2 separate regions of the Homo sapiens genome follow, and region 1 is linked to region 2. A link is an interaction called in ENCODE POLR2A ChIA-PET data of the cell type or tissue named here. Cell type or tissue: CD4-positive, alpha-beta T cell. All regions are shown on one strand. Links, peaks and the distances in the headings refer to the core of each region. The heading gives the core; the rest is flanking DNA.

Region 1 (7,686 bases), core at 1,347-6,346, 250 kb after region 2:
TACAATCTACCAGTGACAAGTTCTTCAACTACCCCTTATAATGTGGACTAAATGAGTAAATATATATAAAGCAGTATCTGGCACATGCTATATGAGTGTTTGTTATTTTTATTATTAAAAATGAACATTCAGTGCTTACAATAATCAAGTGATTTTTACACAACATTTTAATTACTTTTAAGGATAACCCTGTAAATTTACTCTTATTATACCCATTTTACAGATAGGGGAAATGAGGCTCAGGAGGTTAAGAACCTTCCCATTGGCATACAGGAAGTGAGTGATGGAGCAAGGATTTAACTCTAAAGGCCATGTTGTCATCCCACTATGCTATATTGTCAAAATACTGACAGCACCATAATAGTAATGGTTTGTATTAACTGAGCACTTTCTATGTATCAAGTATCCTACCAAGTGTTTTATATTTATTATTTTACTTATCTAAGGGAGTGAGTGTCCTGCCCATCTAGCATGAATATTTCAATCACCTTGACAGAATATGCCTACTGTCAGTAGTCAGTGGTTAGTGCAGAAAGCTACAGCGAGAGAGTGTATCTTGAGAATAATTTATTTACAACACTATATTTACAAAACAACTCTCTTTTCTCAATCTGGTTTCCCAGGTACACTTTTCTAGTGGAAAATAGAATGAATTGACCAAGTGGTATAACTAGTTCCATCTGCCCAGTAGTCACATTTCTCTTTGTAAGTAAATCAGTTAACTTCCTTTTTTATTTGTCCATCTCCTATGAGCTTGGTTAGCATGAATCAGCTTCCCAGGGCCTGATCACCCCTGAGCGAATGGATACAGTTGAGTCCTTGGACAGGTACGATTGGGAATCACGGAAGCAAAGCAAAACAACAACAACAATACCAAAGCAGAAGACCAGACCCAGGACCCCTGAGAGCCCAGCCAGCCTCCTCTTGTTTCTCTTGGACAGCTTTGCTATTCATTGGCTTTTAGTCTGGACATTGCTAGCTGCCATTTCTTGATGGGACAGAGGAAGTTCAAGAGCCATGCCTCTAGCAAAAACTTTACAAAGGCTATACTCCTTTCATATTCCTTCCTCATGCCCCCTCCTCCACAGCCACAGTTCTACTGTTCAGACCTACAATCTGTCCTTTATCAACTGAGGAGTTACAGCAGAATCTATTCTGTGTCTCCTCTAGGCAACATTTACTTCTTCAATTTTCATTTTGTTGTAAAGTTTATTTCAATTTTTTTGTCTATTAAACGTTTAAAAATAATGTTGGAATTTTGGCAAACAGTTACGGTTAACAGTCATGCCAGAAACATTTGGTGAACGCAACTGGGAGGGGCAAAATAGGGATGAAGCCAAAATTGAGGGTCTTATTCCAGTGGCAGCCAGTTTAGTCTCGCTCAACCTAGTAAGCCCTCAACTCACTTGGAATCTTAGCCAGCTGCTTTACAATGGATATCATTGATTACCAGGAAGAAGGTGGGTGGCAGAAGGGAGAGAATGGATGGATCACTTCTAGAAAAACAGCTTGAATCTCATATGTCAGTACCATTATTTTTATACACAAAAGAAAATATTATTAAGCCTTATAAAGTGTAGAGTATACATTTAGAAGGCATAGCATCTATCTGGGGGTTATAAACTAAGTTTGATATATTTATCCGTGGACGAGGTATCTGAAAAGATACTCCTAGACACATTTGTAGAATCTTGTTATTGTTTGGCTAATTAGTGCAAAATAAAGACCCTTCTCTCCCACCTCAAGAAGGTGATGTTATTTCCACACTGACATTTATAAATAAGGAAGTGCAATGCATAAATGAGGCTTCTAATCCATAAATTAGCAAACAATAATTTAACAAATTTTTATTTCATTTTATTTTTGGTGAAACCAAATTTATTAATTCAACAAATGTATCTGTTACGTCTTTACTAGGTGACAGGCTTTGTGCTTGGGAATGTACTGGTGAATAAAAATGTGGCCTTCTGGTCTCAGAGCTGACAGTCTAGTGGGGGAAGCTGTCATTTAACAAGCACATGATGTGTGTTAAATTTGTCCTTATGATGGGTGCCTTAAAAAAGTGCATGACACTATGAGAGTGTGCAATGGGATTTGACCTAATGGGAGAGGCCAGGGAAGTATTCCACGAGGAAATACCAGTACAGTGGTGAGTAAATATTCCAGCCTTTCATGGATTCCAAAACCCTGCCTTGTATCTTGATACTTGAGTGTGGTTGCCAAAACAATTTGAAAATAATGGTGAAAAGAAAACACATCAAAATAAAGATGTGCCGGACCTCTTCAACATGGTCTGGGGAGTTCTAAAATTTCTGCCTTGCTCATTTAATTACCACTCATTAGCATTATGGCTAATTTGTTATTATATCAAATCTGGCCATATTAATTACAAATTAATTTAATCATCCACCTTCTAAAATATAATCTGCAGCGAAGTTTTATAACCATGTGTATCCATAAAATTCATTTAATAGCTTATAGTTACAGAGGAGGATGTTATAAGGTTGGTTTCTGAGAAATTTCTACAATTTAAAGCTGAAAAGATGCAGAGAGAGAGAGAGAGTTATATAATATAGAATATTAGTATTAGTGTTAGATATATGGGTAAATTTTTTGAAGTATAATTGATGCATCTATAATTTAAAAAAAGCCACAAGTTTAAAACATTATTTCAAACAGCTCTTATCCAACAATATAGGACAGTTTAAATAGAATGTTAATGCTTCTTAGCAATAGGCAGACTGGTTACATGGTGTCCAGATTTCTGCCTTGGGTGGCTGCATCCCAGCTGTGCTGCCCAGGAGTTTAGTAGAGATAAAAGCCGGGCTGTTGACATGATTATGGAAGCACACACCACTTTATCTCCAGTAGAACTAAATTTAGCATCTCTTGGAGGTACACTTTTTTTTTTCAGATGAAAGCTGCATTTTATAATGAATCTGAATAATTCAAAAGTGGCAGGATCCTAATGAATAGATGCATCATAGACCAGAGGACTTGGCTCCAACTTGTGAAGTTATTGAAGGTCTTACTTTTCTTTCAGGAAAATTTTCCTTAGAGAAAATTTGTTTCTTACACACAGAGTTTTAGCCTAAGGTGAGTTGTAGCTTAAGTGAGTTTGATGTCTTAACTCTGCATTAAGTATTTCTTACAGTGATATAAGTGGAAAGAAAACATTGATAACCAAATTGTTTCATTCTGGTTCCTTACAGCCCTTGTAGGTTTTATACTCACAAGCTCCTTTTCTGATATTGTTACTCAAGGAAGACAAAAATGGGCTACATCTATCTAATTTCCTTATTGTTAATCCAAATCAGAGCAAAATGAGTTCACTTCTCTGAATGTGTGTGTGTGTGTGCATATATATATCTATATATACATATACATATATACACACATATATGGTATGCACACAGACATTGTCAAATAAAGTCAAATCTGAATTTAGATAGAGAATCTGTTCAAAAGAATTATCACAATAAGGAGAGGGGACTACTGTGATAGGGGAACTATTGTAATGGGGAGAATGCTCCTACCTTAAGATCTGTAAGCATTTGAAAGGCCAGGCAGAAAGGATTTTTCTTTTATAGGGAAGGGCACAGAAGGTCAGAAAGAAGCACATATGAGGGAGTGGGTAGCGTGATCCCACAGTTGATCCTACAGTGAGGAAACATCTTTCCTGTGGTCAGTCCTTTCTTGGTAAGAGGCGATTAAGGAGAGGCTGTGTGCTGTCTCAGGATGAGAGTGGGTCAAAGTTCCAGGGCCTAAGGGGAAGAGAGAAGCCTAATTAAAGTTTGGCCAAGTCCAGGTAGTAGGTATCAATATTTTCTCCAGATTGGTTAGTGGACACAAACAGACAAACAGTTCAGCTAGTCATTTATGAGGCAAGAAAGGGAATTTGAAAGGTCTGTGTCTGGCCATGTCACAGATAAACAAGGGAGATTCCATGAGTCTTAGCCAAGTCCTATGGGGAAGAGGGGTTCTTTGCAGTAAGTAAGGTCTTTTGAGGAACACAAAAGGATGAGGGGATTTCTTAACCATCCCTGATTTCCTGGAACACAGGGCTCAGATAAAGTTGAGCATTGTCAACATATGCATTTATATATTGTATTATGCTGCTAATAAAGATATACCTGAGACTGGTTACTTTATAAAAGAAAGAGGTTTAATGGACTCACAGTTCCACATGGCTGGGGTAGCCTCACAATCATGGCAGAAGACGGAAGAAGAGCAAAGGAATGTGTTACATGGTGGCAGGCAAGAGAGCTTGTGCAGTGGAACTCCATTTATAAAACCATCAGGTCTCGTGAGACTTATTCACTACCACTAGAACAGTATGGGGGAAACCACCCCCATGATTCAATTATTTCTGTTTGGCCCCGCCCTTGACACGTGGGGATTATTACAATTCAAGGTGAGATTTGAGCGAGGACACAGCCAAGCCATATCTCATATATAAAAAATTTTTATGAAATATAAAATTATTAAATATATAAAATATATACATATAATATATAAAAATATACTTATTAAATATATAAAAATAGATACATATAAATATATAAATATACATGTATATATAAAATGTTATGTGTGTATATATGTATATGTGTACATACAAATATGTAAATGTAAAAATCTAAAGAATAATTTAGGTTAAGCATAATGAAATTAGATGCTACTTTTTTAAAGTCATATTGAAAAGATCGTGATTATGGAGCAGCAAAAAAGTTACCCTGGAGTCATAAGTGGTTATTTTCCAGTTTAATTAAACATTTCTTATTTCAAGTAGATACAATGTGCTCAAAGATACATCAAATATGAGATTACATACTCATAGTAATAGGCCAGGAGGATAAATCTTTTTTTCTCCTTATTTCCCACTTTTTGTAAAATGATTTTGTACTATTAATTACTCTCCATACATTATTGATACTTTTAGTATTTGTGGTAAGTGAAGATACCTATCTATGAATGCAGGATAATTAATAACTGAATTTTCCCTTTAAGGAAAAACTCATGGCCTTATGAGATTAATTATAGATTCTTTGAAAAACGTATGCCCTTGGAGTTTTAAAAATATGCTTAAATTCATAAAAATTTACACATAACTCTTCAGATAACTACTTGAATAAGACAAGAAATACGGATCATTATAATAATTTTATTAATGCTTTGAAAAAAGGTAACTTCCAGAAAGAAAAGACTCTCACAGAACCATGACTTAGAATTAAGTATTAGACTTTTGCATCATTGCATAATATTATGGAAAGGTTAACAAGTCGTTATGTAGAAGCTCCAGGGTTTCAGAGACAAAGAAGAGAATCCTTCCCTATGCAGTGAAATACACTAACCCCTCATGATGGGATTTGTAAATCTGCCAGGACGAAGCTATGTGTTCTAAAAATAGCTAAAGTCTTTGAGTGTTTATTTAAAAGATAACTATTCTCAATGGATTTTTGAGTCAGTTATACTGAGGGATGGAAAGTTCTTAAATTGCTTTACAATGTATTCCAGGGAAAAAATATTGCAATTCAAATCTCTCAGAGGGATTCCTTAATCAACTAGAATATTCTGGATCTCCCAGTTGTCAGCTACTCAGCAGCTGGCCTTATGAAAAAAACTAGAATAAAACTGGTTCATGAATGTGTTGCCTGGGAATTTTCCTTTTCTTGGGTCAAAAAACATTCCTGATCAATTACAAATAAATCTAGTCTCAGAAAGTTGAGCTCCTTTTCTTAAGCATGTGTTAAGAGACATATTTTTCATATACATTTAAAATATACTGGATGCCCTGAAAATATGACTTGGGTTTCAGCAACAAATTCTGATTTCCTTGGGTCAGAAATATGGGTCTCTATCAGTCATTTTCTGTTTTTTTTTTCTTTTTTTTTTTCAGATTCAATTGGGCTTCACTTTTTTGTAAGCAAAGATATATAGAAAGGGAAGGTTGAATGTGTTAGAATTACTCATGTTCTCTGGTGGTACATTATTGTAACAGAAGTTTATTCCTCCAAACTGCTTGGATGGGCACAATTTGAACATATGCTGAAACAGTCCTATAGACACTTGAGAGTTCCATACAGTTTATTTGCTGGTGAAATCATGGATGGTTACACACCGCTTCCTCATTCCCTTACCTTCCAGATGGCTCTCCACACTTACCACACATGTTGCAGGAAACAGGTTCTTGTTTATCGTGGGTTTGCTATCAACCAAGAAACTGATATCTAAGACTGCTAAAAAACAAAGCTAGCGTATAAAGTCTTGTATAGGAAAAGTATGTTTTAGAGGTAACTATGTCCTAGTATTAAATCTGAGTAGGTGAGACTGAAGCTTCTTAACAATGTATATTGTGTATCCTCTGAGTCAGCCCATAGAGTCTTTACATGTACTCTGAAACTAGAGAGGGAAAAAGCCAGCAACTTCCTTCCTGTTCTCCTTTATCAATAGTACATTTTAGCCTGGGAGAGGAAGAATACCATCAAAAGGAACAATTATATGTATGCATAGTGTGTGCTTGTATATGTGTTATATCATAGGCTCGTTTCTTATATTAAACAACTCACTTATTAAACCCTGCTTATTGTAAGCTCTGTAATAATACATGTAGATATGATAATAACAATAATAGAGGAATGAAATTTTCCTTGGAGGCTTTGGTTAACTAAATGTATTCTCAGCTGTTCTTATGAAAAACATAAAAATGTGTAAGCAATATAATAATTACAAATGCCATCAAGATGGAAATTACAATTTTAAATTCTGAAAAATATAGTCTTTGCTACTGAATCACAGTTTTATCAACCATACTAAATCATTCGGTCATCCTCTACTTAATAACCACCACCTTAAAAATTGCTGGGTTCATCTCAGGAAGCATAATTTTGTTCTAGAGATTCTTCTCTGGTCAGAAAGAGAGAGAGGGAGAGGAGAGAGAGAAAGGAGCAAATAATAAAGTGACTACTACTGTCCTTCCTCTTTAAATAACAGCTCCTGGGAAGGTCAGATCCTTTGGCTGTTTTGTCAAAGATACTCAGGAAAAGTTTTCATAGAGATCTCTGAACTACAGGAGACTTGAAAATTAATTACATGAAACTTTATGAATTTTCATTGAAGTTAAACATCAGCACAACCAGTATTATTTTCCTGGAGCTTTTGATTAGACATTTCTATACCAGTTTGTCTGTCATTTCTTTTTTGCAGCATAAGGTTTAACAGTCTAATCCCTGAATTGGCCAGAGCTGCTGCATACTCCTATGTCAATTGTGCACTGCACAACCGTAGGGGGTGCCATTCCCACTGAATGCATGTGAGTAGTGTCCTCTGGATTTGTCATGTAGTTACCATGAAGTTGTCAGTCTAAGCATTTTTCTGTCTCTAACCTTTTGTTCTCCATGAAGTTTTGAGTGCCTTTAACTATTATTACATTAATTATAATTATTGTCTAATGTAGTGATTTTCCCTACTAAGGTTTACATTTAGGATAAATCTTCAGTCATTTCAAAAGGATTCATATACAGTAGTGTGTCTTCATGTGAAACTATTGTTATTTGTGTATTGAAGCACAGTAGAGAAGCCCAAGAATCCAGAGTATTACATACATCAGATGAGGAAAATGTCAATTGTAACTCAGCTAGATCTTAACTTTGATTGGTTTTGACAACCAAACATAGTTGATTCAGT
Region 2 (7,686 bases), core at 1,579-6,578:
AACCTGGCTTCTTGTTAGAAATTTGGAAAATATTGAGAAGTTTTAGACCCAGTCCCTTTAACCTTAAGGAGCTCACATGCAATAAGATGGAAGGGGCAGGGGAGATCAGGACAGAAAACTACCGATATGGCCGTGAGAGCATGGAAGCTTAGATCAGTGAATTCTTCTTGAATTTACCTTTTTATAAATCTTTAAAAACAAATTTGACTTTAAAAAAGCACAAATATAAATCGGAAATGCTAATTAGCACGTTAAGTTAGATGAAACATATCAGTGGAATCAAAGCTCACGCGTCAAATGATGTATTTTAATATTTTAAAAATCACAGTTTAAGCTGGACATAGTGGCTCACACCTGTAATCCCAGCACTTTGGGAGGCCAAGGTAGGTAGATCACTTGAGCTCAGGAGTTCAAGACCAGCCTGGACAACATGGTGAAACCCTGTCTGTACAAAAAATACAAAAATTAGCTGGGTATGGTGGTGCCTGCCTGTAGTCCCAGCTACTCAGGAGGCTGAGGCGGGAGCATAGCTTGAGAGAAGGTTAAAGGCTGCATAAGCCATGATTGCACCACTGCACTCCAGCCTGGATAACAGAGTGAGAACCTATCTCCAAAAAAAAAAAAAAAAAAAAAAAAAAATATATATATATATATACACACACACACACACTATATATATATATATATATAAACTATATATATATATAAACTATATATATATATAAACTATATATATATATAAACTATATATATATATAAACTATATATATATATAAACTATATATATATATAAACTATATATATATATATAGTTAGTTTAAGAAATGAGCAAAAATGAATAGCTAGGCAGAAATTTATGATAGCTTTTCTTAGATTAAACACCAAAAATATCTTGAACATTTGCGTTGGCTGAAAATGTTCTTTGTAAACAGTGAAAAAAATCTACAGTTTTATTTTAAAAAAGAATTAGTTATGTTTCCTAGTACTTTCACATTGAATTAATTTGTCACTTATTCTAGTGGATAAACAAGAATAGGGCTACTTACCTGAATGTTAATGGGGCAGATGCTACCAGAGCCAACCCTTATCCCCAGGACCTTTCACATTTCTCTTGTGAACTTTCTACTGTCAGCACCTGCATCTCAAATGCTGATTTGCCCATGGACAGCAGTTCATTCTAGGGAATTAATATGCTTGCTTTTCCAGCAGCCCTCATCTAATAACTCTCTAGAGGTGACATATAAATACTCCAGCTCCCTCACCCTCAGATGAGATAATTCTGAAGCTGTGTTTTGCACTAGTTCTGAAAGCTTCCCCAGGGAATTCAGCTCCAAGCACCCACTCTGGCAGCTGATTTATTAGATGCTTTTCCTTCTTTGTCTCTCTTCCCCACTTCCCTACCACTGTTCCCTACTTGGGGTCTGCTTCTGGAGAACCCATACTAAATCCTAAAATTAGGCATTATTGTTATTACACTTCTATGCACTACCTGGATTAACCCCATGGCGATCATCGTTTGGGAATTCTCAAGTGTTTTACATAAAAGGCATCATTCATAAAGCTAAAGAAGGACCAGTAGGATCAATGACGCACACTAATGGATTGAAAGAGTTATCTAGCATGACCCGAGATGCATTAGCAAACACAGGAAATCTGACCTTGGGAGAAAGCCCCTGATCTGAGCCTGGAGAGTAAGACTGAAGTCAGAATGATAAGCCTTCCTTGTCCAATGTCACATTGCTTTGGATTTGCTGTAGAGCTGGAGGTTCAGGGAAGGGCATTTCTGCAATGCCTTCTTTTACTTTTGCATGTCCTTCCTGGCCTGACTGATGTGGGCGGTGATCTCATTTTATTCTTTCTCCCTAAATCTTCTACAGCAGTATACACATAGATAGTGAATACTTGTTGATTAATGGGCTACTGTGCTGTGCTGTCAGGTGCTATATTAAATTCTGTTATAGCAGTTACTTCTAGGATCTGTAGGTATTTTTTTTTTTTGTACTATAAGTCCGCTGGTCTTTGTTGCTATTACATTATGGAGCATTGTCAAATATTCCATTTTCTCTTCGAGGAGTACTTGGCAAAATTAGCATCTGATGATTTATTTTTGAAAATTAGTGATAAGATATTGATGAAATAGACATAGTTTCTAATCTTTTGTTTCTAGTCCCATTTAGTTCTGTGCATGATCTTGTGAATGAGAACTTTCATATGCTAAGGAAATCTCTTCCAGCCTTAACCAGGAGCAATCAAGCCAGTTGTTGCTGACACATCCCTGCTACACCTCGCTTCTCTGGCTGTGGTTTGCTGGGATCCCCAGGGTAGTAGTTAGATGAACACTGCCATCATCTTGCCTACTCTGCTCCAGGATTTCTAGCGTGGCTCACTGTCCCCAACCAGACGTCCTTATCAGCAATTCCTTAGAGATGTCACTCTGACTCTTGTGGTGATCTCACAGAAATACTCATAAAAAAAATTGAGTATGCTGCTGTGTGCTGTAAATTGTCTTTCTCAACTTGAAGTTATACCTCTTTAACCACTGTTCATCATTTCTGTGACAACTGTATGAGTATACTGTATACTTTAAACATGACAATGATTGATCCTGTAGGTAAAATACCAAATGGTTGAAAACAAATGGCAAGGATTTTTACAATTGAAAGGCCTATCCACCCGGTGACCACTGTATTATTCATTAGAAATAGGTATTATCTTAGCTATTATAACTGCTGGAAGTTTTGTGAACCTTTTATGTCCAGTCAAAACTGCAAACTCTGCATATGCTTGCTTATGAATATTACTTCTAGCTAAAGAAGTGTTCATATAGTCTTTTCCATTTAAATACATGGCTAGGCATTTACTGAAATGTGAGCTATTTACTAATGGTAGATTACTGCAGTGTCTTTCATATCAGATGTTGCTTATCTGACAATCTCAACTAGGTGGAAACTAGGCAAGAAACAGGTAGGAAGCTGAATTGGCTCGTGAGATAACCTAAGAGATATCCCAGTGTCTATGCAGTACCTATTCTTGTGTACTTTATCTTTATTCACTGGAAAACCCTTCTACAACCACATGCAAAATCAGTTTGTTTTTAAAAAATTTTACACTTTTTTTTTAAAGACAGGATTTTGCTTTCTTACCCAGGCTGGAGTGCAGTGGCACGATCATAGCTGACTGGAGCCTCATCTCCTGGGCGCAAGTGATCCTCCCACCTCAGCCTCCCAAGTAGGTGGGACTAGAGATGCATGTCACCATGCCTGGCTAATTGAATTTTTTTTTTTTTTTAGTAGAGATAAGGTCTCGCTTTTTTTTTTTAGTAGAGATAAGTTCACTTGAACTCCTAGATTCAAGTGATCCACCCACCTCAGCCTCCCAAAGAGCTGGGATTACAGGCATGAGCCACCATACCTGGCCTTTACACATACTTTTAACAGGTTTGGTTCAGTTATATAATTTCCTGGTTAGTAGCAAACAAGAAGGGAGAAAAGAATAGACTACCAGAGAAAAATACTAAGAAATTATACTTTATTAATACCTAAATGATTAAACTTAGTGAAAGAGTGAGTTTTAGTCACATTTTAACTTAAAAACTGATAATTGTGTTAGAAAGCTTCAGACAGTTTGAGTGCCTGTTATACGCTGAGCAATGCAATGCAATGTTTACCAGAGTCCTCTCTAGCTCTTACATCTTGTCTGTGAGACAGACATTATTATTGCCATTTTAAAAATTAGAGAACAACTTAGGCTCTGATGAGTGAAATGATTTGCACAAGGCCAAGCAGTAAGTAACTGAGTTTGAATTAAAACCAGGACTGTCCGATTTAAAGGCCCTATTGTTTCTATCATATCAAATTGCTTCCACATGGGCCATTCCACAATGTACTTAGTGAAATTATTATTTTAAGAGCAATACACTTCTTAGAGGAACTTAATAATAACCTCCTCTGACTCCCCTGAATTTACGTATCTTTTTCTTTTTTTTTTGCCTAAATGGGGATATAAACAAAAATAGTGATTATTTTGATTTATATTTACATAATAACTTTTTCACTTTGTATAGATTCAGTTTGTGACTCTAATAATACTATTTCTGGCTTCAGGCCTGTTGATGTTCGACTCATGCAGTCACATACTTGTTCTTTAAATGGTTGTGGTGAGGATCATGTGAAGGAAGGAACAGCCAGAAAAGCATCAAGATAATTGTGACAACTGCCACGGGTGGTACAGTGATTAAAGAGAACAGATATGTAAAAGTAATTTCTTTGCTGAGCCATCACTGGTGCAGAGAGCAAAACAATGGGGACAGATGTGACTGAAAGAAGTTTTGATGTTATCCTAGTGTTTGGTTTTAATCCCTCCTCACCTCTTGACACCATCAATTTTTATCTGTCATGTAAAAACAGCAGCAACAGCTCATAGTAGAAGGTATGCTGCAACGGTAAATTTCATGGCAAGACTTCTTACGTAATTCAGGGATCACATGAAAGAAAACCACAACATTATCTTCTAGCTTCTTATCTGATTTTGTAAAAAGGTTTCAAGCATACTTTTTTTTTCCATAAGTGTTATTTATCAGAAATCTTAAATGGTAGAAACCAAACTTTGTGAAACAGGAAGGGTAATAAAGATTCCCGTGTATCTGGGCGGCCACGAAGCATCATGGAGTTTTTGTTTTGTGTCTCCGTGGAGTTAACTGGTTTTAGCAGTTCTACTGAACTTTAGCTAAAATGAATTACACAAATAACTGATTAGAATTGACTCATGCTAGAATTTGAATTACTAAAGCATGCAGAAATAAGAGTAAATGCTAAGGGGAGCTTTGCTGCTTTTAGGGTGTTTGATGTGAATTCTGATCTGGTCTCCTACTACCTTCAATCTATTTGATACCACAGTACAAGGGACACTCAGGTACATGTAGGCTCCAAACCCTTATCTAGTCACATCTTCATGAGCCACACTGACCTTTTTAACATAGAATGTAGGTTAGAGGCCTATGGTTCGTTTTTGTGGCGTTAAGAGTCCCACCCACCCAAGACCCAGTGAATGAGAATCTCTTGGTGTAGGGACTAGAGATGGACATTTTAACTATTCTTCCTGGGTGAGTCTGATGCATATTTGGGAACCTCTGCACAGGCCTCCTAAGTATCATTACCCCTTCTAAATATGTGGCATCTCTACCCTCAGAGAGTGTTACCATATTTGTTAGCGGGAAGGGAAGAGAGAAAAGTGTCAGGCTTGAACAGAAGAGAACTTTGAACATCTATTCAAAGAGTGGAAAACTTTGAACCTCTTTATTCTACTACCCATACCTCCAAGTCCAGCTGCCTTGGTATAATTATATTTCTTGAATATGCACATTTTCCTTTGAGCTCGAATAGAACTGCTTCTCCTTGGATGTGGAATTGATGTGAGTAGATAGGAGTGACGCTCTTCCTTAGAGCTGAGATTCTTACTACTGGGGGGAAAAGAGACCAGGCTGCCCCTATTCCTTATCACACTCCCTTACCCTGATCATTCCAATTCACTATATCTGATACCATCCGTGATTCAGATGCTCACCTCGGGAGAGGAGCTGTTTTTCTGGATATTAAACTACATGAGCAAGAGTGAACATTTTGTATTGTGTAAAATTCCGTGTTTGGGATGGTGTTAGAGGCAGAGATACTTCCTGGGTCTAATGCCATACAGAGAGGCTTGATACTTACCCTCAAGCAGGAATGAGAGGTACATTTAAATTACTAGACTGATTAGACTCCTGAATTTAGAATCCTAATTTAAACTCCTGAAGAGTTAGCTGAGGGATGTGAGGGGCCTGTACAGTTGCAGACACATCTGTTTCACCCCAAACAGATCCTGTACTGTTTGGAGAGAAACCCCTAGTCTTCCCTACATCCCTGGCTTTAGATTTTTTGGGGCCTGTTCTTAGAATGAGGTTCATAAGGGAAGGGGCAGTGTGGCCCTCCTGAGACCAGAGGGAATAGGATAAGGCAGAAGTTCTCAAGTGTTGAAACGCCTGAGGTTCTTGGTAAAATGCAGATTCCAGACCCCCACCTGGATCCACTGAGGGGAGTGCCTTAGTTTCCTAGGGCTGCTGTAACAAATTACCACACCCTTGTTGGCTTAAAACGGAAATTCATTTTCTCATGGTTTTGGAGGCCAGAAATCTGAAATCAGGGTGTCAGCAAGGGGTGGTTCCTTCTGGAGGCTCTGAGGGAGAATTCGTTCTATGCCTGTCTCCTAGTTTTGGTGACTGTGGGAAATCCTTGGCATTCCTTGGCTTATAATAACATCGTACCCCAAACAATACAAAACAAAAATAACAAAATACCACCTAAATTAAGTTAGGTGCACTCCTTAGTGTCCCCCTCCCTGAGTGCTTTGAGTAAATCTCTAATTTTGCTTTGATTGCTCTGGTTAACACACAACCATAAGAACACGACCAGCACTGCAACACTCACCTATCTGACAAGGACACCTGTGCTTTCCCCTTTACACCCTCTACAAAGGGACTTGGAGGCTCTCTAATAAACCCAAGGACATGCTTTCTGTGGGAAAGAAGTGGGGGCAGGTACTTAGCTCCTGGGACTCCTGGTGAATGGCTAGTTTGTTCAGCTGTGCTGTCACTTTGTTGCTGTAGACACTAAATTCCAGTCTGGATTACAAACCTTTTGTGAGTAACTCGGACTAATATTTACAATGCTGGAAGATGTAAAATTTAAAAAGCCAGTTGACCTGAAATAATTTGTTAGTTTTCTCCCCCCTGGCCTAATCCAAGAGCTTTCTGCTTAGCTCATCAGGTCCTCTGGTGACCTTAATTTACTTTTAGGTAGCAAATTTCCTGTTCCATGCAAGCAGAGGAAGTTCTCTCAATGAAATATAGCCAAATCAGCACAATACCAATCACCTATCCTATTAATTTCTTTATACTAAGTCTGGAAGGCATTTAGGGCCTTGAATCTCTTTGCCTGCCTGTGTCCTCCCTCTTTCTCATTTGTAATCCGTCTGTTTTCCCCATTAAACTGTAGGCATCAATGCCAACCATAAGTTTTATACCAAACATATGATTGGCATCCCTTCCTTGGAGGCACTGTACCCTAATGGTTAAGGGCTGTGCCACAGATCCATGACTGTATTCAGCTCTACCATTTACTAGATTGTGATCATAGGCAAGTTATTGAACTGCTCTAAGCTTCATTTTTCCCATCTGATGAATGGGGGCAATGATGACAATGATCATGATACCCACTTTATTGGATGATTGAGAGAATTAGATTATGTAAGTTTTATAAAGGGCTTGGTACACAATAAATTCTCAATTAGCTATTTTTGTGATTACAATTGTAATTATATTATTATTATTTGTTTAAAATGCCAGTAAGATAAGCTTGAGTAAAAGATTTCTTATACTAGGAAAGAAGACAATAACTACAGGATGACAGGCTGAGTAAAATTATTTGCATAATAACCCACATTGATTAGGCTCTTAGTAGGCATTAGCACAATCCAAAGTTCTTACATCTATGATCTTATTTGATCATCATGGCATGCTAAGAACTATTACTATTACCTTATTTTCCTGATGAGATAACTGAAGCACAGAGAGATTAAGTATCTTGTTCAAAGTTTGTCAGCGTTAACAAGGGTCTAAGATTTACCACACACTATGTTATAGTCACTCCACTG

Evidence for each region. Peaks named below come from ENCODE experiments on the same cell type or tissue, not always from the same donor. Only the 100,000 strongest peaks of a DNase experiment are listed, where the experiment ranks them.
Region 1: POLR2A ChIA-PET joins it to region 2 with 6 read pairs; 2 of 35 experiments call an interaction of 5 or more read pairs at or near these places.

The regions. Positions count from the first base shown.
Region 1 is chr2:198,111,454-198,119,139 of GRCh38, forward strand. The region is part of intron 5 of PLCL1 (phospholipase C like 1 (inactive)); the gene reads left to right. Among named protein-coding and RNA genes, the nearest start is that of LINC01923, 260 kb to the right of the region's middle. In CD4-positive, alpha-beta T cell, for the core only: no CTCF peak of the experiment used is centred there; no DNase peak of the experiment used is centred there.
Region 2 is chr2:197,865,399-197,873,084 of GRCh38, forward strand. The region is part of intron 1 of PLCL1 (phospholipase C like 1 (inactive)); the gene reads left to right. Among named protein-coding and RNA genes, the nearest start is that of PLCL1, 65 kb to the left of the region's middle. RefSeq lists an enhancer at 7,650-7,686. In CD4-positive, alpha-beta T cell, for the core only: no CTCF peak of the experiment used is centred there; a DNase peak (open chromatin) is centred at 4,443; H3K4me3 peaks cover 806 bases; H3K27ac peaks cover 2,641 bases.